Linked DNA regions of Homo sapiens: regions 1 and 2 are each linked to region 3. The links are chromatin loops, found by intact Hi-C in ENCODE. Cell type or tissue: mammary epithelial cell. All regions are shown on one strand.

The links. Peaks named below come from ENCODE experiments on the same cell type or tissue, not always from the same donor. Only the 100,000 strongest peaks of a DNase experiment are listed, where the experiment ranks them.
Region 1: it touches region 3 in a loop (14-fold over the local background); 6 of 110 quality-filtered maps call a loop at or near these places.
Region 2: it touches region 3 in a loop (14-fold over the local background); 16 of 110 quality-filtered maps call a loop at or near these places.

Annotation. Positions count from the first base shown.
Region 1 is chr2:180,073,643-180,081,642 of GRCh38, forward strand. No RefSeq gene overlaps it. Among named protein-coding and RNA genes, the nearest start is that of EPCART, 48 kb to the right of the region's middle. In mammary epithelial cell, a CTCF peak has its summit at 3,862; no DNase peak of the experiment used is centred here; H3K27me3 peaks cover 120 bases.
Region 2 is chr2:178,792,040-178,800,039 of GRCh38, forward strand. TTN (titin) reads right to left here. Exons shown (of 363, transcript NM_001267550.2): 5 at 7,786-7,871; 6 at 7,448-7,692; 7 at 2,883-3,213; 8 at 2,360-2,512; 9 at 1,365-1,502; 10 at 33-158. Among named protein-coding and RNA genes, the nearest start is that of TTN, 11 kb to the right of the region's middle. In mammary epithelial cell, a CTCF peak has its summit at 4,220 (motif pointing right); no DNase peak of the experiment used is centred here.
Region 3 is chr2:179,747,531-179,755,530 of GRCh38, forward strand. The region is part of intron 3 of ZNF385B (zinc finger protein 385B); the gene reads right to left. Among named protein-coding and RNA genes, the nearest start is that of MIR1258, 110 kb to the right of the region's middle. In mammary epithelial cell, a CTCF peak has its summit at 3,849 (motif pointing left); no DNase peak of the experiment used is centred here.

The DNA.
Region 1 (8,000 bases), 330 kb after region 3:
TGGAAGTCCTAGCCAGGACAATCAGGCAAGAGAAAGAAATAAGACATCCAAATAGGAAAAGAATAAATCAAACTATCTTTCCTCTGACGACGATATGATTCTATACCTGGAAAACCCTAAAGACTCTGCCAAAGAACTCCTGGAACAGTTAAACAACTTTAATAAAGTTTCAGGATACAAAATTAATGTACAAAAATCAGTAGCATTTCTACACACCAATAACGTTTAAGCTGAGCCAAATCAAGAAAGCAATCTTATTTACAGTAGCCCCCCCCACCCCACACAAACAACTCCAGGAATACATTTAATTAAGGAAATGAGATCTCTACAAGGAAAACTGCAGAAAACTGTTGAAAGAAATCATAGACGACACAAACAAATGGACAAACATTCCATGCTCACGAATTAGAATCAATATTATTAAAATGGCCATACTGCCCAAAGCAATCTATAGATTCAAACATAATTTTTTTTACAGAACTAGAAAAAACTATTCCAAAGTTCATATGGAACCAAAAAGGAACCCTAATATTGGAAGCAATCCTAAGCAAAAACAAAGCAGAGGTATCACATTACCTGACTTCAAATTATACTATAAGGCTACAATACCCCAAACAGCATGATACTGGTATCAAAACAGACACATACACTAATGGAACAGAATGGAAAACTCAAAGATGAAGCCGTACACCTACAACCATCTCATCTTTGACAAAATTGACAAAAATAAGCAATGGGAAAGGACTCCCTAATCAATAGATGGTGCTGGGATATCTGGCTAGCCACATGCAGAAGAATGAAACTGGACCCCTACCTGTCACCATATTCAAAATTAGCATGGATTAAATATTTAAATGTAAGCTCAATATATAGGAATTGTAGAAGAAAACCTAGGAAACACCATTCTGGACGTTGGCCTTGGGAAATAATTTATGACCAAGTTCTCAAGCAATTGCAACAAAAACAAAAATTGACAAGTGGGATCTAATTAGATGAAAGAGCTACTGTACAGCAAAAGAAGCTATTAGGAGAACCTACAGAATAGGAAAAAATATTCGCAAACTATGCATCTGACAGAGGTCTAATATCCAGAATCTATAAGAAATGTAAACAACTCAAACAAATCAAACAATCCCATTAAAGACAGGCAAAAGACTGAACTTCTTAAAGGAAGACATACAAGCAGCCAATGCCCATGTGAAAAAATATTCTACATTACTAATCAGAGAAACGCAAATCAAAGCCACAATGAGATATCATGTCACACCAGTCAGAATGGCTATTAAAAAGTCAAAAAATAACAGATGCTGGCGAGGCTGAGAAGAAAAGGAAATGCTTATACATTGTCTATGGGAATGTAAATTAGTTTAGCCACTGTGGAAAGCAATATGGAGAAGTTCTCGAACTTAAAACAGAAATACCATTTGACCCAGCAATCCCATTACTGGGATCTAAAGGAAAATCATTCAACCAAATCTCAATCTCAATCTCTCTCCTTTATTTACAACAGCAAAGACATGGAATCTACTTAGATGTCCATCAGTGGTGGATTGGATAAAGAAAAAATGTGGTATATGTACACCATGGAATACTACACAGTCACAAAAAAGAAATCATGTCCTTTGCAAAAATATGGATACAGTTGGAGGTCATTATCCTAAGTGAATTAATGCAGGAACGGAAAACCATGTAACACATGCTCTCACTTATAAGTTGAGAGGTAAACATTGGGTACTCATGGACATAAAGATGAATAATAGACACTGGGGACTACTAGATTGGGAAATGAAGGGGAGAAGGATTGAAAAGCTATTTGATACTATCTAGTCTCAGTACCTGGATAATGGGATCAATCATATCCCAAACCTCAGCATCACACAATATACCCAAATAACAAGTCTGCACATATACCCAAATCTAAAATAAAAGCTAAAATCATAAAAAAATTCAAAGGCCTCTTAAAATGGTTGTAAGATTACCTAATACTAATTTTAATGAAAATGTCAGCAATTGTAGTCAGAATTTTTTTTTTTTTTTTTTTTTTTGCGACAGAGTCTTGCTCTCTCACCCAGGTTGGAGTGCAACAGCACCATCTCCGCTCACTGCAACCTCTGCCTCCCGGGTTCAAGCTATTCTCCTGCCTCAGCCTCCCCAGTAGCTGGGATTAAAGGCTCCTGCCGCCATGCCCGGCTAATTTTTGTATTTTTAGTAGAGACGGAGTTTCACTGTGTTCTCCAGGCTGTCTCAAACTCCTGAGCTCAGGCAATCCACCCGCCTCGGCCTCCCAAAGTGCTAGGATTACAGGCGTGGGCCACCACGCCCAGCTGTAGTCAGAATGCCTTTAAAGCACATGCAATTTCTGTCATGTTATGAAGCTTCTCAAAGTCATCTCATTACTTAAGTCACAGTGGAGGGATTGGAGCCAGCTGAAGCCAGAGTTGTGAAGTTCTGCTTAGAACTTCTATATTTGGTTCTCCATTTACTTTCTTGATGGCAGTACACCCACACTCTTTATAGGCATATAATGCTCATATATAGCCCTCTATATAAAAATCTGTTTGCAGATAAGAGACAGCCATACTTTTATTTAAACAAACTGGTGATTCATTGTATGCCTTTGACAGATATTATAAAACAAGTTTTCTTTGCTGCTATTGGTGATCATAGAAGGCAGATATCTAAACATATAAGACCTTACACTTTGCATCAATCTGATAGCTGCTTTCATAATATTGTAATGAATTGATGAACCAAAGAAAGACCTTGTGCATTATCTAGTTCAGTTCCTTTATGGGGGTGAAAGTGGTGGGCAGTTGGTGAGTGGGGGTGTAGAGGACCCTAAGACCCCAGAACAATGCACTTTTCCCAGCCTCAGAGGTGTAGTGGCAGTGAAGGATTGGAATCCAGGCTACCTAAAAATACTAGTCCAGAATTCAGCCTTGTGATAAGTAGCGTAACATGTATTTAAATGTACAGGCTCTGGAGGTAGACCTTCTAGATTTAATTTTGGTTCCATCCAGCCCTTGCCATTTATTTAACCTGTGCCTCAGTACGAGCGTCTATCTCACAGTCTTGGTGAGAATACATGAGCTAAATGAAGCTTAAGATAGCCTGGCATAGTGAGAACTCTATAGATGTTAATGACACCATGTTGCCTTAAGAAGGCTGGTCTGCTTTGCTATTTGACCTATATTTAGAATCATTTAAGCTGTTGGTAGTTCCATCTCATGCTATAGTGTTATGTATTCTACTTTTTCAGGCCATTAGAGAGGTTATTCTCATTGGCTTATGACTCGACCCATGAATAAAATGCCATTAGGGCTGCCATAAAAAGTATTGGGCTATATATCTTTGGTAGTTGTGTGTAGTAAACTGAGGTTCCTATAATCCAGTGCTTTAAGCATGGAGTAGGGAATTCTTTGCAAGGATTCCTGCTGCCTGTTTCTGGGGAAACAACCATTTTGTCTACTTGATATTTCCCAAATGGACTCTATTAGCATGTTGAGGTAACACTTTATTCTTTTTTTACACTTAATTGCTACTGCTGTTGAAGCAGCAACATGCTCCCTAACCTCCTTCTAGCATGAAGACAGCTTTATGCTGGGGCCAGAACTACGTATTTGTTTTTTCTGTTCTGGTTGGTAACATTCCATCTCTAGTGCTGGGTTAACCCATGAACATTTGATTTTAGGAATTATTCGTGTTTCCAGAAATGTAAGACTGACTTTTTTCAATAGCTCTGAGTTATAGTTGAACATGGAGGCTAAATTATTTTGATCTTGACATCATTAAAAGGTGTTCCTCACTACCTCAGTGAATTACATTAGTCTGTGACAGTGAATTTTTTTAGAGAAATACCATCCCCTTGTGGTATAATGTGGTACACCATTGGATGAGGATAATTTAAGAAATAAAACGTTTGTAAATTCTCAATTCTCTGTAAGTATAGCAAATCCCTCTTAATAAGAACATTAAATAATGTATACTGTGTGCAGTACTTTTTTCACATTTCTGTTATTAACAAGTAATAACAGAAAAAAGACGAGTGTCCATTCCCCAGCATCCTCCTAAAAGCTAAATCTTTATAATATTTAATATTTATAATTTAATACTTAATATTTAACTTTTGCCAACTGGTGAAAATTTTTATGTCAGTTTTATGTTTTCCTGATTAGTTGTGAAGTTGAGAATCTTAACATCTATTTACCATTTATTTTCTCCTCTGAAAATTGCTTGTTCACTGCTTTTGTTTTATCTATTGAGTTTGTTCTTGTCTTTTTCTTGTTGGTCTATAAGAGTAGTTCTTATATTTAGGGTTTTAACTTTGGTATTTTATGTATTGTAAATCGTTCTTTTCTTTGTTTACTTGTTTTAATGTTTGTGAGATCCTTTTTTGGACAAAAGTTAAATATTTTTTATATTCAAATATGTTAATCTTTCTCCTTACAAAAGCTGTGTTTTCATATTCCCTAGGAAGCTCTTCCCCATTCCATGTTTATAAAATTTTCATCCAATGTGTTTTATGGTTTATGGTTTCTTTTGCTTTTCTTCCCAAATGAATGGCTAATGGTCTAAATAATGTTTATTCAGTAGCTTACCTTTTCCACACTGATTTGAAAATGTTACTAGTATCTCAAGATCTAAATTACCCTATAATAGTTTTTAGATATGCTTTTTATATCTTGTGGGCAAGTTTGTATTCTTTGTTCCTTTTAAAGTATTTTGGCCACCCAAGTACTTCTTCTTTCTATATAAATTTTAGATTCAGATTATTTGGTTTTAAAACATCCTGTTAAAATCTTATTCATACTGTCTCAATTGTTAATTTGGCAAGAGTACATATTTAAACCATTGAGTCTTCTTATCTAGAAATTTGGTATATATCTTTCCATTTATGTTCTTGGTACAATTGAATATCTACTGTAAAAACATTGGTTGTCTACCCCATGCTAAAAAATAAATTTCAGATGTAATAGAGAGGTAAATATAAGAGTCGTATGACCTGTCTTCACACCTTTTATTAGAATCTTTCTTAGATAACTTATTTTTATTCTATTATCTATTATCTATTCTAAAATAGTGGCACCTATTTTGTTATTTTATAATTGACCATTGCTAATATGTTAGAGATCTATTGATCTTTAACATTTTAATCTTTATTGGTTCCCTACAGAACTTTCTTCTTAGTTTTTATTATTTCTTGGCTGATTGTCTAAAATTAATTCTTCCATAAATAATGGTATTTACCTCTTTGCAATGTTTTTTTTTCTCTTGCCTCATTACACTGGGGACTTCTAATATAGTTTGTAAAGCAGTGTTGCTAGAAATGTTCCTGATAGTTATTAAATTTCAAGAGGTGGGTGGATCACCTGAGGTCAGGAGTTTGAGACCAGCCTGGCCAACGTGGTGAAACCCTGTCTCTACTAAAAATACAAAAAATTAGCCGGGCGAGGTGGCGGGTGTCTGTAATCCTAGCTACCCGGGAGGCTGAGGCAGGAGAATCACTCGAATCTGGGGGTCGGAGGTTGCAGTGAGCCAAAATCACATCACTGTACTCCAGCCTGGGTGACAGAGCAAGACTCCATCTCAAAACTAAAAAATACTCCATCTTGTTTAGGGCTTTTAATTTATATTTTACCAAATTTTATACTATTTTTTTGAGTCAGTGTCTTGCTTTTTTGCCCAGGCTGCTAGAGTACAGTGGCACAATCACAGCTCACTGAGGCCTTGATCTCTTGGGCTCAAGTGATCTTCCTGCCTCAGCCTCCTAAGTAGCTGGAACAACACACACACACCATCATGGGTTCTTAAATTTTTTTTTTTTTTTTTAAGAAATGGGGTCTTGCTTTGTTGCCCAGGCTGGTTTCAAACTCTTGGCCTCAAGCAAACCTCCTGCTTCAGCCTGCCTAAGTGCTGGCATTACGGATGTGAGTGTATTTTACTAAGAAAATTTTTAACAAATTTTATTAAGCTTTTTCTTGACATATATGATTCCATTTTTTTGATGCTTTAGTATGATATAATTAATTACATTAATAGTTTGGCTACCTTGAACCACCCTAGCGTTTCTCGGATAAAACCCAAATGGTCAAGATAGATTTTTAAAAATCTGCACTTTGGATTTGATTTACCAATAATTTGATTATCAATTTTGTACCTATGTCCTTAAGTTAGCCGCCTTGTTTTGAGCTATCTTTGGGCTTCACCATAAGGATTGTGAAATACCTTAAAGAATGCTTTAAAAAGGTTTCTATTTTATACTCAGAAAAAGTAAGTTTATCTACATAGAAATTGTTTCTTGAAAATTCTTAAAACTATCGGAGCTTTTTTCCTTCATTTGAACATTTTGCAGTTTTTCTGATTATTGACATATTCAGAATTTTTTCATTGGATTGGCATAATTTTGACAACACATGTTCGTACAGAATTTTTTTCAAGTTAAAATGATCAAATTTAACTGGTGGTACATCATATTTTACTACTATTACAAATATATTATGTCTGCAGTTTTATTTTCTTTTGTATTCTTAATATTATGTAGTAATGTTTTTATTCTTTTTATTTTGATCCCACAGGTAAGGATTATTTTATCCAGCTTTTTAAAATGTGGCTTTTGGCTATATTGATGTCATTATGTCTATTTCTACTTTTATTAATTTCTTTACTTTTTTAGAACTTGTTTTGTTATTAATTAGCTTTTTAAGAATTTTATTTTTCATTTTGATTTGTAACAAGTACAACTGAAGCTATCGTCCACAGATTATTGCTTTGACTTACATCCCACAAGTTTTGATATGCAATGCTCTCATTTTGCATTTTTCTTTCCTTCCTCTCTCTCCCTCTCCCCTCCTTTTTCCCTTTCTTCCTTTCATCCATCTTTCTATCCTCTTTCCCTTCATTCCTTTCCCTTTCCTTCCTCCCCTCTTCCCTTCTTTTCTTCCTTATATTTTTAGAGTGAAGGAGGCTTATTAGGGAGTGTCCTTGGGATCAACACGTGCAGAAGGGAAGGAAGGGAAGCAGAAAAGGGTAGAGGGAGAAGTTAAGCTGCAACACAGGGCCCTAGCTGTACCCCCGGGGAGCAAAAATGGTCTGCTAGAGTTGTCCCAAGTTTGGACAAAATGACTGGGCTATTATATTCCTGCCTTGATCAATCATCAGGTGTGGGCTGTTCTTTGACCTTGAGCAAAGTTCTTTGCTTAACCTGAGGCGCTCTGTGAAGGGGCTGGTAGATTAAAGCTGTTCGCTGACAGCTATCCAGTAACCAGTGCTTCCTTGAAAGAGACTGAGAGTGCATCACCATGTCTACCACAGTTTAAAACATGCTTAGCATTTGTTTTGCTTACCATTTCTTCCGATGAGACTCCTTCTTGAAGTGCGTCAATTAGAATTTCCTTCAGTAAAGGTACATTTAATCAAATATGTTTTATATCACCCTCATTCTTAAAAGGTAGTTTGGCTGGGTACAAAAGTCTGGCTAGGTTTTTTGTGTTTTCTCTTCTCACTTTGAAGATACGATTTCATTATCTTCTTACTTACACTGCTACTATTTAGAAATTCTGGTCTCTGTCATTTCTTTTTAGCTAACCTATTTTTTTCTGGTTGCTTTTTCGTCTTTGGTATTTTACTGTTTCACTCTAATGTGTAAAAAAAAAAAAAATTAACATTTCCTCTTACCTGATCACATTTGTCCCTCCTGCATCTGTATTTTCCTCATTAAAACAATTTCCAGGCATATGTACACCTTTTCATTTTATTACCTATGTCTTTCTATTTCTTTGCTGTCTCTATGGCTCTTTCTCTCTGTGTGTTTATCTCTTAGTAACTTTAAATTTATGTATTTGTTTTTAAACTTTAGATTCAGGAGTACATGTGAAGGTTTGTTACATATGTAGACTTGTTACTGGGGTTTGTTGTACAGATTATTTCATCACCCAGGCATTAAGCCCATTACATACCCAATAGTTATCTTTCAGCTCTTCTCCCTCCTCCCACCCTCAACC
Region 2 (8,000 bases), 960 kb before region 3:
AAACTACAAAATATTTAGAAAATCAGACTTACTGCTTCTTGAGTTACTTGTTTCTGTTTCTTAGTAATTTCTTCAGAAATTCTAGTTTCTTGTTCTTTGGCTTTAGCTGCGGAAATTACTACCTTTGGTACAAATGTTTTTTCAGTTTCTTTTCTTATCTGCAAAGAATGATTTAAGAAAAAACTTTATTTCCTGATGCCCAATGAAATAATATGGTGTTTATTAAATATAACAACATAGGAATTTGAAGATGTAAAATCCCTTTTCTGCAGATGTCACTAAATAAAATAAATAATCCCATGTTCATAAATAAGATCATGCTCTTTCTCTCCTTAAACTGTAAATTATGTAGGCTGCTTAGAGAAAACAAAGTTGAATTCAACACTTTGTTTTGAACAGCAGAATTGTAGTCTTCTTTAAAATGACTTCCAATGTTTACAAATAGATCTATGGCAATATTATTCTGTACTAATTCTGTCATCTAAAGGTAATCTTAGAATATATATCAGAATGGAAGACTTTAGAAGTAATTTTGTCTGATCTTTTTATTTTACATGTGAGAAATCAAGCATGGATAATTTATAATCTGCATTTATACAATATTTTTGTTTTGTCAGTTTTCCTAAATACTGTGAAGAATGCTGTTTCCATCTGGGCACCTAAGGTATATGCGTATGTAGGGGGACAGTTTTCTCTATTTGCCTCTTTGCCATTCTCAAATATCTCATCACTGAAACACAGGATCTCAAGGCTGAAAGGGACTTGAAATTCATCTTCTCAAACCACCCAACTGCCAACTGGTTCCACTGGCCAAGAGCTCTACTAACTGGCATTTTCCAATCTGTCCCCAAATGCCGCCAACCATGGGGCTGTCCTTTTCACCTTTTCTGGTCATTTGGCTTGTTAAAGCCATGCTGTCCATTCCACTTCAAACTCATGTGCAAATGTCTTCCGAAGGAGCCAGGAAGCAGTTGCTAAGATTTCTAAAGCAAAGTGAGTTCAGTGTCTCCTCCACTTTTCCCCATTCCTGCCTCAGCATCTATTTCTTCCTCCTGGTTTTAGCCATCTGTCCTCTCCCTATAGTCTTATACTTAGTGCATCCCCAGATCAATGTGATGAGACCCCTGTTTCTACTCCTGGTGTATGTTCACAGAGTTCTTTTTCATACTCACAAGGGGAGCATTCAGGGACACTACCAAACTTTGGTATCCAGTACCCAGAAATTTACACATACAACAAGGGGATCTTATTAGTATGCTAACAACCATGTGGCCCAAGGAACAACACTCTTCATGGTAAAGGTGATTATCTGTGTTGACCCCTGTAAGAACCTCAGTGAATTTAAAATACAAACCCATTTTCACCTGCTCATGAGTTACGTGCATCTGCTCTTGCTTTGTGGTAATTACTTCTTTGGTTCTTGATTTTAATTCTTGTTCCTTGGCTTTATCGGCGGCCACTACTACCTTAGTTACAGCAGTCTTCTCCGCTTCCTTTCTTACCTGCTTTTCATAGAGAAAGGAAGAAAACACCTTAATGCATCTTACATAAAAATTAGTTCAAGACCAGCCTCGCCAACATGGTGAAATCCTCTACTAAAAAATACAAAAATTAGCTGGGTGTGGTGGCGCACACCTGTAATCCCAGCTACTCACGAGACTGAGGCACAAGAATCACTTAAACCCAGGAGGCGGAGGCTGCAGTGAGCGGAGGTCATGCCACTGCACTCTAGCCTGGGTGACAGAGCGAGACTCTGTCTCAGAAAAGAAAAAAAAGTTACAATAATCTGTCAGGATTTAGACATAAATGTCACACAAGAGGATAAGGAGGAAAGCTGGAATGATTTTAAACTGTAACAGAAAATCTATTCAAATGCGAGGTGGGACATTATCCTGGATTTATGACACTGTTCCAGCTATGAATCAAGTGTCATGTTTGTTTTGAGAAAAGTAAAAACAAAAGTCCTTTGGGGAAACTTAGAGAAATGTAATGCCTTCCCTGAAATAGTAGTTTCCACATCCAGTGTGTGCAGTGACTGAGCTCTGGAATTGACTGGTCTCTGTTTCTCTGGCCACTCTTTGCCTTCCTACCTTGAATACCATAGTTGACTTTTGCCTGCTCATATAGCCCAGGTATTTCTGGCCTACTCTGCTCTTGTGATACTCACATTGTCAACACCTTTGACATCTCCGACCACCTTTTGCTCAGAAAGTTCTAAAAGTCTGGGCCCTGCTGGGCTCAAGGCTGTCTTCAGAATGAATTGAGCACAGCTGCATGCCAAGCTCAGTGGATGGTGGTTGAGTTAATGTGCACTGAAGGACGTGGCTCTGCGGGTGCCCCATGGCAGCCTCGCACGTACCTGTTCTTGAGCAGGTTGGATGTGCACAGCAGTCGTGGTTGTCCTCTGAGCAGTCTGCTCTACAGCGCTGATCACTGGTTCTCTCACTCTGGCCATATCAACGGCAGCAACAACAGTCGCAACAGCTGCACTTTTGTCAGCATCTTGTTTCACCTAGATTAGAAATGACCAAGTAGATTACTTTTTTAAATGACATGCCCAGTAGAAAATAAAAAAGCATACTGGAAAACTGAGCCACCTAGAGCAAAATACACTCATACATAAGCATTTATTATTGCCAAGAAATACAGAGACTGTATCATTAAAACCTGTATATTATGGAAACTTCACAGATTGGAGCTTTTGTCCTAATTAAAAATGGTTTTACAAAGCATGACTACTGAATTTGGTCTTCAGTTGCTGCTATATTTTTATGTTCATATGCATTTTTCCTCCAATTTATACAGACTGAGTTTCATGGCAGAAATCCAGTTGGAGAAACTAGAATGTGAAATAAGGAAAAACAAAACCATTCTGACAGTACCTCTTTAGCACCAGTGGCAACAGCCTCTGCTGCGTAGCTAGCACTGGCCGACACACTGGCGGCAGCACCCGCAGCACCACTGATGGTCACTTGCTCCTGGACACCGTATCTCCCTTCCCATCTCTCTTCTGTCCTGATCTGAGTAGAGGTTGTCAGCGTTGTCTCTCTCATCTCAGCCTCAGATGAGGAGGCCACGTAGCCCTCTTGCTTCCAAGGGGGAGGCACTTCAGGACCTGTGGCCACGGTGGATGCCTGAGTCTTACGCATGAGCAATGGAGACCTAACAGACCTGATGGGGGATGTGGAGATTCTTGCTGCTGGAGACACGGACCTGAAAACCAAAAGGCAGAGGTCAAGAATGTCAAAGCAAGGAGGGGTAACTGGATGTGAATCATGAGATGAAAAGCTGGAAGTGCTTTAAGGCAGAGTTTTAAAATGTGTGCCTCCATAACCCATTCAGAGGGTAAATAATGTACTTGGAAGTAATTTGTTTTAAATCTCAATAAACCTATTCTTATCTGCTGTAACCCTGTAAGAGAATCAGCTTTAATTCCAAATAAGCTGGAGATTTTGTGCCTTGCACCTTCTCACATTAAAAAAAAAAAAAAATCACAACAGAAAAAGCTACTTCTTTAATATGCAGCCAAAGGAAAGACATGTCAAATCCAGCAACCTCTGTATTCCAAATTCATCTCTGTATTCCAATTCTGGGGGGGTTAGAGGATGTCAAATAGGTGTTATAAGAAGAAAGGTTTCTGTAATCAAAATGCTTGTGCCACTCTTGACTAAGCAGCTTAAGCCATTTTTTTTTTTCCCCTGCAGGACTTCCCACAGCCTTTACTATGTCAGTATGCCTTGTGAATTTCCAGGACAGGGGGACACATCCTCAGGAAGCTTTCTGCAGCATGTTGCTGGGTACAGGTTGTGCAGTGCACTTTGCAAATTGCTGCTTTAGCCGAAGTGTTTGTGGACAGCTACTTTTAATTTCCTCCATATTTGTTTACACTCGCCCCCCTTGTATTGCACTCTGGACTTATTTTAAATATCTTTAGAGTTATTGTGGGAATTGACTAACTTAAAAACTAATGATTCTGTGATTTTTGGGTAAATTGATAAAGTTGCTTCTTCCAGAATAGTTTTCATTGTTTGCTTTTTAGGTGTATCCAAAGTGCAAGTAGCATCAGTTGAAGAATTTGGGTGCTAAATCCCAGCACTGATGGCCAAAAAAGACTATTTCTGATCTATAGCAATAATTCTGGGGATTGGCCAACTATTGTAAGGTAAAATTTTTTTCAGAACTGATTTAATTCTTAATAAGGCTTATTACATTTTCCTCTCTAGGTGGCAGTATTGCCCTATCATTGCATTTTATTAATTCTGCATATAAGAAAATGTTTATAAATGCATCTTGTCACTATCTAGGATATTTAGCTTACACTGATCATACATGAAATGATTATTCTAATTAAGCTCAAGGTACAGTTGATATTTTCTCTAACTTACAGAGTACCCTAACAGTACATTACAACATTAACCAGTTTCACGAAGAAATGTTTATTTTCTCGAAGAATGGCTTTTTTTGTGTGAAAATCCATTTACATTTTGTAAATGAAGTTGTAATCAAACTAAAGGGAAATCTAGGGAATAAGCCTCTTTTCTGAACATGACTGCCTTTGAAATATAACAAAAACCAAGTTAGAATAATGTGTGGTTTCCACTAACTGAAGAAAAGCAAAGAGACATGTGCTTTTAAGTTTCACCCTGTGCCTTGTTCTTGCTGTACTTAGTAAATGGGTTTAATTCAAAAAGAGTTAAAGACATGATTAGCATGACATGACTGATTAACAGCAGGACACAGGTAAGCCCATAACTGTGAAAATCATTGTAATTTTGGTCATTATAGGAGAGTGCTTATTTCTGTACTTACAACAAAAAATAATCACCTGGTCACAGCGAGATACAATGCACCTTATTCAATGAAATATGTTTGCCTTACTCTACAACAAAAATCAAGATTAAACTATGAGATATTTAGGAAGCAGTCTATCTTTGATAACCATTATTTTCTCTGCAAATTGGCATTTTATTTCTTAATTATTGGAAAGCAAAATTTTGGGGCAATTTGGATGGTTATTAATGAACTTTCAAAACTGCTAAGATGGTCAAAATGCTCCATGGGATCAGGGACACTCCATGATTCTAAATGACCCTTAGGCTTGGGTTTTAAAATATAGTTAGGTTGTTATCTCCTCAAGAAATTGCATTTGGCTTGTGTTGTGATTTCATGGTGTGCAAACTTGGATTTAGCCTGAGACTGAACATTTTTTTTTATTCGACTGCTAGACATGTTTTTTAAAGTAAGCTTTTTGTTCAAGGTTTCATGTTAGTGTTTGCCAATATCTTTACATTTTTGTGGCTAAAACAATAAAAATTGGAAAACATCTAGCATTTTTTTTCACATGTTTATTGGACTTTTACATTGCCTCTTATGTTAAATACTTTTTTGTATCTTTTGTCTTTTTTTGTGTTGCATTTTTTTCCTTTAAAAATTAATTTGTGGATGATTTTTAATGCATTTAGTGCATTTATTGGTTATTTGTCGTAAGTGTTGCAAACATTCCCCCAGATCCATTTCTTTTAATCCATTTCAATATTTTGCTTGTTTATGGGTCTTATCCAGCATAAGCTTACGTAATTTTGTATGTTATATACTGTTTCTAGGCTGGTGTTGTCTACCTTGTAGCCATTTTATGTTTATTGTGATACTTTTATGGCAGAGGCAATGAAGTACCTTGAGGAGGAGAAAGGTCTTAAAATTTTTTCACAAGTGCTGTTTGGTTTAGAAATGACTTTTTGCTTTTGCCATACATACATGTTGATTTTTATGTAGTTGAATCTGTAACTGTCTTTTTAAAAGCTTTCACCCATAAATGCTTTTGCAGATTGTCTTCTCTTTTTTTTTCATTTTTTAACTATTTAATCAAGCTGAAATTTATTCTGTAAATAGTGAGAGGCAGAGGTTTATGTTTGTTTGCTTCCAGATGGATAGCTAATTGGACCAGCATTCTTTATTAAAATACCTCTCCCTCCCCTGAATTGAAAGGCCACTTTGCTTTTTGAATTCCCTATATACTTGGATCTATTATACTTGGATCTCTTTCTGGACTCTCTGTTTTGTTCCCCTGGTGTATTTTTCTATTCATTTACCAATACCATACTGTTCTGATTATAGTAACTTTACAGTATGTTTGAATATTATTTAGGTCAACTATCTCCTTATTATTCTTTTATAAAAAATTTTCTTGGCAGGGAACATCCATGTGTTTTTTATTTCATTTAAATTGATCAATAAACACTTCTTTGCTCAAATTTTGTACATTTTTCATTTCATCATATTAAAAGTTTCATCATGATAAACTAAATCCCAAACTTTCAAAACTGTTGTGGACAATTTACACTTGATTATATAATTTCTGAGCCCTGATCATGATACATGATCACCTTCTAAAATACTTCCATATTAAGTAAGCATAGAAGTCCATTTTATTTTCTAGATAAAATAACACAAGCATATGCAAAATATTTAAAAGGTTTTACTTACCATCTGAATATAAGAATATTGGCATAATTATTTTCTATTTACAAGGCACTTTCAACTAATTATCTCATTGAAGCCCCAAAATGCAGCTTGAGATCATTCTTATTGTGACTCTCTTTAATTTACAGATGACACAACTGAAACCTTAAATAAACTGCTTAACTTCTTTAATTCCAGTTACCTATCAATAACATTGAGGATAATAATTCTTACAGGTTGTGAACATTTAATGAGATAATGTATGTATAGTTCCAATCTGATAGAGGAAGTGATCCATATATAATAACAATTATTTTATTATTTATACTTATTGCCCTAAATCAAACTGTTAAGTGATCAGGCTGATTTGTCCTTAGGGCTTTGAACTCTAACTTCTGTGCTCTTCTCCTTTCACTGTGCCATATTTTGGCCCCTAAAGTAGATATTTATTACATGAAATATAAATAAGAATTCAGAAGTTTATAAGGGTCTTCAATTTACCTGTGGACAGTGAGGATTTGTGAAAATCATATTCAGTAACTTCTTGGTTTACCTCCTTTGTCACCTGCTACATTTTTGAGTGCATGAAACTTACACGGGAGGAGGGCAGGGAAGTGCTGGGAAGAGAAGTGCGTGGTCCCTAGCGAGGCCTGTGCCCATGGACCTAGGTGAGGACAAACACTCCTGCCTTCCCGCCCAAATGTTGCATTTCCCAAGATCACCCTGACCTGCCACGCCCACACCCTATGCCTATAAAAACCCCTGAGACCCTAGTAGGCAGACACACAAGCGGCTGGATGTCCAGAGGAACACGGAGCCCCACAACCTGCCCGTTTGTATGCTCCCCTAGAGGTTTGAGCAGCGGGACACTGAAGAAGCGAACCACTCTCCGCGTCGCATGCCCTGCGAGGGGGACAAGGGAATCTTTCTCGTTTCAAAACCTAGTTCCAAAATGTGCAATAATCTGCTCTCTCTATGGCAGCTTTACCTGACCGGAGATGGGGTCGGTGCCCGCACGTGTCTGACCGGGGAAGGGGAGTGTCTTATGGGCGATGGGGACTGCTGCCGAGCCAGCTGTGCTTTGGCAGCAATAGACGGTGGTGTTGGGGATCTTGACTTTGGCTTCGGAGGAATCCTGGGAGGTGTTTTATGTGGCAGCTGTTGCCCAGCGGCACCATCTATGACCATCTCAACTGTTGCAATTGATCTGGCATCAAAGTGGGCTTCAATCTTCTGTAAAAGATTAAAACAAAGCCCACGTTGAGGAGGAATAGCTGGGGACGCAACAGCCTGAAAGGCTTGAAAACCAACAGTATAGAAAAATACCTTTTCAATTCGGGTTTGTCTTGATTCTGAGATCTGAGCAGTCGAAACAATTGTCTTTGTCTTTTTAGCAGGTACTTCTTCTTCACCTGTGGGAAGGGAAAGATGAATGTTTGGGAGGGGGCACAATGACCCATTTTAAAAGAGATTCTGTTAATTCTGACTACAAAGTCAAAAAGATTTTCTGGATATCCCAATGGAGAAAATTGCAGAAAGTT
Region 3 (8,000 bases):
CCTCACCCAACACACACATAAACTTTCCTTCGAAAATAGTCATAGGAATAGTTCATGAGAGATTGTATGCCTAAAAATCTTTTTATTATTACCACACATGAAGCTCCCTAGTAATAAGATAAAAGTTTAAAATTAAACCAGGATATTTGATTATACGCCAATCCCTTATCTAAAACCCTTCGGGCTTGATGCATTTCAGAATTCAAACGTTTTCAGATTTTAGAAAGGTAATACTCTACGTATGCCAGGAATTATATAATGCCTCCAGTGGCAGATGTTATATAATGCCGCACTGGGGTCTGGGGCAACAACTCTATAATCAGACACATTAACATTCTATAGCAAAACCTGTGCATATTCATACTCATTGGGATAAATAAATGCTATAATTTAAGCTCACATTAGTTCATGTCACGTTTTCCCATCAATATGAATTATAAAATCTTCCAGTTCTCACTGCTTCTTGGATTTCGGAAATTGCAAGTAAGAGATTGTGGACTGTATAAATGTTTACCTAAACTGCTAGAAAGTTATGGATTGGGAAATGGTACCTAAGCAGATGTTCTCTTGCTTAGGCAAGAAATCTGGAGGGTAGTGTTACTTTAATGGATGGGCAAAAATATGAGGGAAGGTGCTGTTAAGAATGAGACACAAAGCAGAGCAGATATGTGGCAATAATGCACGATGACAAAACTAGGACATGGAAAAGATAGGCAAGAAGAAGCCACTTAAAATGACTGAATCAAAAAAAAATACAAAACATAATAATAATAGTACTCATTGATCACCTAAACTCTATACCCACTAGTGTGAAAGGCACTTGACATAAGTATTTTTTTAGCAACCTACCTTAATTTTCAAAAGGAAATTTTAAAAGGACACATGTATTTCAGAGGGAGGCAAAACATTGGGTTATCTCACCCTCTTCTCATTGTACCCAAAAGCAAAATATCCATAATGTTAAACAGTGCATGTGACACTGTCAGACACAAACAAAAAAATAACCTTTGCCTTATGAAGTAAAGATTTCTGTTTTATTTGTATATGCTATAAACTACTTGCAATAGAGGTTCTTTAAAATCAGTTTTAGAAAAAAGTAGCAATATTTTCTGCCATCAAGAGCCAACTGTTTAGTTTTAAAATCCATTTTAAAAACAAATGTTCTCAAAAAACAAGAATAATGTGTTGCATTTGCTTGGAGTCTTTCTTATGACTACACTTCCCAAATAAATACTTTTCTTTCAGTACATTAAAGAACTTTAATATAGCAGAGCATTGACACTACACTTAAGATTTTGGGTCAATAGAACATCCGCTGTCTTCAAAGAGCATTTCCTGGGTGCCTTTTGGGGCCTAGACCTGCACTGGGGAAGTGTCCAGGTGGCATTTATGTGAAGAGGGGTCTTTCTATTCACTGAACAAACTAGACTGGAATGTGTGGCTCTTAGTATCTAGAACACAATCACAAAGTCATTTTCTATCTGAAGAAGGAAACTGCATTTATTTTTTTGACAATACAACATAATTTGGTGAATTCTTCTTTTTTTTAGCAACCAAAATGGTGCCCTGAAGGTTTGATGGAGTTACAGCAGCTTCCAAAAGTAACTTACTATCCTATAAGATGAGTAACACTTCAGGGCTATGATTTAAAAAAAAAGCTCCCTATACCTTTCACATCAAGTCCATTAAATAATAGATAAATACTCAGTGTCTACAGGACAACAGTCTCTGGATTGCAGTGCAGGCTCACCAGAGGGCAAGCTCTTGAAATGAAGTGTGTTAACATTATGTGTGAGTGCCAGCACACTCTGCCCATTAAAAAGTACAATATCCAGCCCTTCCACCTCCTCCAAACTCCATGTAATCAGAAGAGCAAATATGTTTCACAGCTGGCCCAAAAACCAGCTCGAGAAAAACCATTAGGTGCCAAGGACATATACCAACCATATGGTCAGCTGTAACATTCCAGAGGGATGTCTAACCCAGAACACTGTCCAACAGCCTCCTTGGCTGTAACACTGTTAAGATGTGAAAGTCAAATGTCTGTGTGAAGAAAGCTGGTCAGTCCAAGTGAAAATACATTCATCCCCCCAGTGGAAATTGAACTCACTAATTACCACTGGGCTTGGCTCACTACTGAAAACCCTTCTCCCCAGATTAGTTTAAAATGGGTAACACTTCTATTCCAGGCAGACACCAAGGTTTTAAATATGCCTTTGATGATTTAAATCACTCAGACATGTAAACACTTGCCATGATTGTCTAAGACTCAGTTTCCACACTGAAAGGTGTATTTGGTTTTCAAAATCTAAAAACCAAGACTTAATATTAAGCAACTCTTATCTTTTAATACATATAATATGTAAAAGTTTATATTCAGAAGCATTCTTAAAGAAAAAGATAATCCGTCCTTCACTAAAAAAGGGTCAACCACTCCTTTTAATCATTTTATCAAACTTCCATTCAAACTCTTTTATGTATCAATCCCTTAGAGTTCTGTACTTAATCCACACACTTGTATAATCCACACCCTTGTTTGACAGTTTTTAACCACATGTACAGAATATGGAGATGTTCTATAATGACTTTGCCAAGTCTATGTCAGGTATAGTTTTAGATTTCTGACACCATTGAAAACGGCTGGAGCTCTGTCTCAAATTCAAAGCATTTGTGCAGCAGGAGGTGGTTAGAGTTGTAACTTGAGACTTCATCCTATTTCCAAAATTCTCTACTCTCATTCCCAAGGAACTTCAATCTCAATAAACCCTACAATATCAGTCTCAATTAAATTTATCTGGGGAGAACAGATAAAGGGTACCAACTCTTATCCTTGCTTTGAAGAATAGAGTCAGGATTTTGTAAAATACTTGGAAACTAAACAGTGATCAATTCTCAGTAAGACAATGACTTAGAAAAGTATATCAGTATTCCTTCTACTATATGTATCATCACCAGGTCTGAAGTACTACAAGTGAGAGACAATTCCTGAGTGCTCTTATAAGGACCTGTGACTTATACAAAGAAAAGCGGATGCCCTATTTTCAAAGGTGTAATCTGACATATTTTGACCAAGGCCTTTTCCCCTTCTAAGTCTGTCCCTTCACTAAAAACCATAAGTCATATGGGCTCTATCCAATACATGGATTGTATAATAATTATTCTATGAAACGAGTTTTCTGAACTTACTAATTAAGAGGTTTAAAGAAATAAGTATATTGTAAATACTTTAACCCACCTACCTCACACTGAAATGATTTACTTATCTAGTGCACTTACTGGTAGAAACGCAATGATTTGTTATACATTCACCATGGTAATTATATTTGCAAAAGTCAGATATTTTGGTTGAATGATAAATGGCAAGTTGATTCATCAAAAATTAAGTGAAAGCAAGCATTTAAAACTATGTGTTTCTACTGAAAAGGTAAAATACATTATCATACTGATGCATTCTAGCCTTGTCTCTAAATCTGTCATGCAAACCAAAGGTTGCATCATTTAAAATTAATGTTCATTCCTGATATCTCTTAAAATGGAGATTTTTTCCAGACATGGACAATATTAATATATTTAAGTAGTAATTTTTATTCCTGAAAACTAAAGAAAGATCTCTCCTGCTCTTCCCACCCTCCCCACCCCCTGCCATGTCTCCCCTACAGATTCTGCCTACTGCATACAAGGTGCTCAGTCTTTCAAATGAGCATGATCCTGCCCACACATGCATGTCCACACATCCTCACTCCTTGGTGTGGTATTTCTTGCTTTCCATACTCATTAATAATAAGTTCCATCAGAATATTGATGTGGGCAAGGGAGTGAAGAAACTATCATACTTTCAATATACTCATGGCACCATCTTGTGGTAATTCTGTGGTATCGCGTTTTCAAGTTTAATTTTTAAAGTTCTTCAAAAATTTCTGGGAAAACATATTTGAGGATAAATTTAACATTTTAAATATGCATGAGATGCAATGTGATAAATCTGGCCTATGTATTTAAAACCCTACACACATATTTTAAGAGTTATAATACCTATCATTAATGTCCTGACCCCAGAAGCCATTTAATACCAATAACTGTTTCTTGAATGTAGAATAGGAATGAAATTAAGAAATCTTTAAGGGAGACGGGGAAAACAATAACAGAGGATCCTGGGGGCGTCAAAGAACAGTACAGACTATAGCAGCAAGAAAAAAATAAAATTATGTATAACACTCCAACTGACAACCCATTTTCCAATCCTGCTGTCCATTCCCACATCCAAACTACTACTCCACTTCCTGCTGCAAAATACCCAGGTTTTATTACCCTTATCTTCTCCCCCATCCAAAATGTCCTGACTTTAAAATCTACTCAAGCTCATTTTAAAATCTCTTTTTTTAATTTATTTACTAATTGAATTTTAGTTTCTTTTTATTATTATACTTTAAGTTCTAGGGCACATGTGCACAACGTGCAGGTTTCTTACATATGTATACATGTGCCATGTTCGTGTGCTGCACCCATTAACTCGTCATTTACATTAGGTATATCTCCTAATGTTATCCCTCCCCCTCTCCCCACCCCACGACAGGCCCCGGTGTGTGATGTTCCCCTTCCTGTGTCCAAGTGTTCTCATTGTTCAATTCCCACCTATGAGTGAGAACACGTGGTGTTTGCTTTTTTGTCCATGTGATAGTTTGCTGAGAATGATGGTTTCCAGCTTCATCCATGTCCCTTCAAAGGACGTGAACTCATCATTTTTTATGGCTGCATAGTATTCCATGGTGTATATATGCCACATTTTCTTAATCCAGTCTATCATTGATGGACATTTGGGTTGGTTCCAAGTCTTTGCTATTGTGAATAGTGCCACAATAAACATATGTGTGCATGTGCCTTTATAGCAGCAGGATTTATAATCCTTTGGGTATATACCCAGTAATGGGATAGCTGGGTCAAATGGTATTTCTAGTTCTAGATCCTTGAGGAATTGCCACACTATCTTCCACAATGGTTGAACTAGTTTACAGTCCCACCAACAGTGTAAAAGTGTTCCTGTTTCTCCACATCCTCTCCAGCACCTGTTGTTTCCTGACTTTTTAATGATCGCCATTCTAACTGGTGTGAGATGGTATCTCATTGTGGTTTTGATTTGCATTTCTCTGATGTCCAGTGATGATGAGCATTTTTTCATTTGTCTGGCTGCATAATTGTCTTCTTTTGAGAAGTGTCTGTTCATATACTTCACCCACTTTGTGATGGGGTTGTTTGTTTTTTTCTTGTAAATTTGTTGGGAGTTCTTTGTAGATTCTGGATATTAGCCCTTTGTCAGATGAGTAGATTGCAAAAATTTTCTCCCATTCTGTGGGTTGCCTATTCACTCTGATGGTAGTTTCTTTTGCTGTGCAGAAGCTCTTTAGTTTAATTAGATCCCATTTGTCAATTCTGGCTTTTGTTGCCATTGCTTTTGGTGTTTTAGTCATGAAGTCTTTGCCCAAGCCTATGTCCTGAATGGTATTGCCTAGGTTTTCTTCTAGGGTTTTTATGGTTTTAGGTCTAACATTTAAGTCTTTAATCTATCTTGAATTAATTTTTGTATAAGGTGTAAGGAAGGGATCTAGTTTCAGCTTTCTACATATGGTTAGCCAATTTGCCCAGCACCATTTGTTAAATAGGGAATCATTTCCCCATTTCTTGTTTTTGTCAGGTTTGTCAAAGATCAGATAGTTGTAAATGTGTTGTATTATTTCTGAGGGCTCTGTTCTGTTCCATTGGTCTATATATATCTCTGTTTTGGTACCAGTACCATGCTGTTTTGGTTACTGTGGCCTTGTAGTATAGTTTGAAGTCAGGTAGCGTGATGCCTCCAGCTTTGCTCTTTTGGCTTAGGATTGTCTTGGCAATGTGGGCTCTTTTTTGGTTCCATATGAACTTTAAAGTAGTTTTTTCCAATTCTGTGAAGAAAGTCACTGGTAGCTTGATAGGGATAGCATTAAATCTATAAATTACCTTGGGCTTTATGGCCATTGTCACGATATTTATTATTCCTATCCATGACCATGGAATTCTTCCATTTGTTTGTTTCCTCTTTCATTTCGTTGAGCAGTGGTTTGTAGTTCTCCTTGAAGAGGTCCTTCACATCCCTTCTAAGATGGATTCCTAGGAATTTTATTTTCTTTGAAGCAATTGTAAATGGGAGTTCACTCATGATTTGGCTCTCTGTCTGTTATTGGTGTATAAGAATGCTTGCGATTTTTGCACATTGATTTTATATCCTGAGACTTTGCTGAAGATGCTTATCAGCTTAAGGAGATTTTGGGCTGAGACGATGGGGTTTTCTAAAGACACAATCATGTCATCTGCAAACAGGGACAATTTGACTTCCTCTTTTCCTAATTGAATACTCTTTATTTCTTTCTCCTGCCTGATTTCCCTGGCCAGAACTTCCAACACTGTGTTGAATAGGAGTGGTGAGAGAGGGCATCCCTGTCTTGTGCCAGTTTTCAAAGGGAATGCTTCCAGTTTTTGCCCATTCAGTATGATATTGGCTGTGGGTTTGTCATAAATAGCTCTTATTATTTTCAGATACGTCCCATCAATACCTAATTTATTGAGAGTTTTTAGCATGAAGGGCTGTCGAATTTTGTCAAAGGCCTTTTCTGCATCTACTGGGATAATCATGTGGTTTTTGTCTTTGGTTCTGTTTATATGCTGTATTACATTTATTGATTTGCATATGTTGAACCAGCCTTGCATCCCAGGGATGAAGCCCAGTTGATCATGGTGGATAAGCTTTTTGATGTGCTGCTGAATTCGGTGTGCCAGTATTTTATTGAGGATTTTTGCATTGATATTCATCAGGGATATTGGTCTAAAATTCTCTTTTTTGCTGTGCCTCTACCAGGCTTTGCTGTCAGGATAATGCTGTCCTCATAAAATGAGTTAGGGAGGATTCCCTCTTTTTCTATTGATTGGAATAATTTCAGAAGGAATGGTACCAGTTCCTCCTTGTACCTCTGGTAGAATTTGGCTGTAAATCCATCTGTCCTGGACTTTTTTTGGTTGATAGGCTATTAAATATTGCCTCAATTTCAGAGCCTGTTATTGGTCTCTTCAGAGATTGAACTTCTTCCTGGTTTAGTCTTGGGAGGGTGTATGTGTCCAGGAATTTATCCATTTCTTCTAGATTTTCTAGTTTATTTGCATACAGGTGTTTATAGTATTCTCTGATGGTAGTTTGTATTTCTTTGGGATCGGTGGTGATATCCCCTTTATCATTTTTTATTATGTCTATTTGATTCTTCTCTCTTTTCTTCTTTATTAGTCTTGCTAGTGGTCTATCAATTTTGTTGATCTTTTCAAAAAACCAGCTCTTGGATTCATTGGTTTTTTGAAGGGTTTTTTGTGTCTCTATCTCCTTCACTTCTGCTCTGATCTTACTTATTTCTTGCCTTCTGCTAGCTTTTGAATGTGTTTGCTCTTGCTTCTCTAGTTCTTTCGATTGTGATGTTAGGGTGTCAATTTTAGATGTTTCCTGCTTTCTCTTGTGGGCATTTAGTGCTATAAATTTCCCTCTACACACTGCTTTAAATGTGTCCCAGAGATTCTGGTATGTTGTGTCTTTGTTCTCATTGGTTTCAAAGAACATCTTTATTTCTGCCTTCATTTCATTATGTACCCAGTAGTCATTCAGGAGCAGGTTGTTCAGTTTCCATGTAGTTGAGTAGTTTTGAGTGAGTTTCTTAATCCTGAATTCTAGTTTGATTGCACTGTGGTCTGAGAGACAGTTTGTTATAATTTCTGTTCTTTTACATTTGCTGAGGAGTGCTTTACTTCCAACTATGTGGTCAATTTTGGAATAAGTGCAATGTGGTGCTGAGAAGAATGTATATTCTGTTGATTTGGGGAGGAGAGTTCTGTAGATGTCTATTAGGTCTGCTTGGTGCAGAGCTGAGCCAAAGTCCTGGATATCCTTGTTAACCTTCTGTCTCATTGATGTGTCTAATGTTGACAGTGGG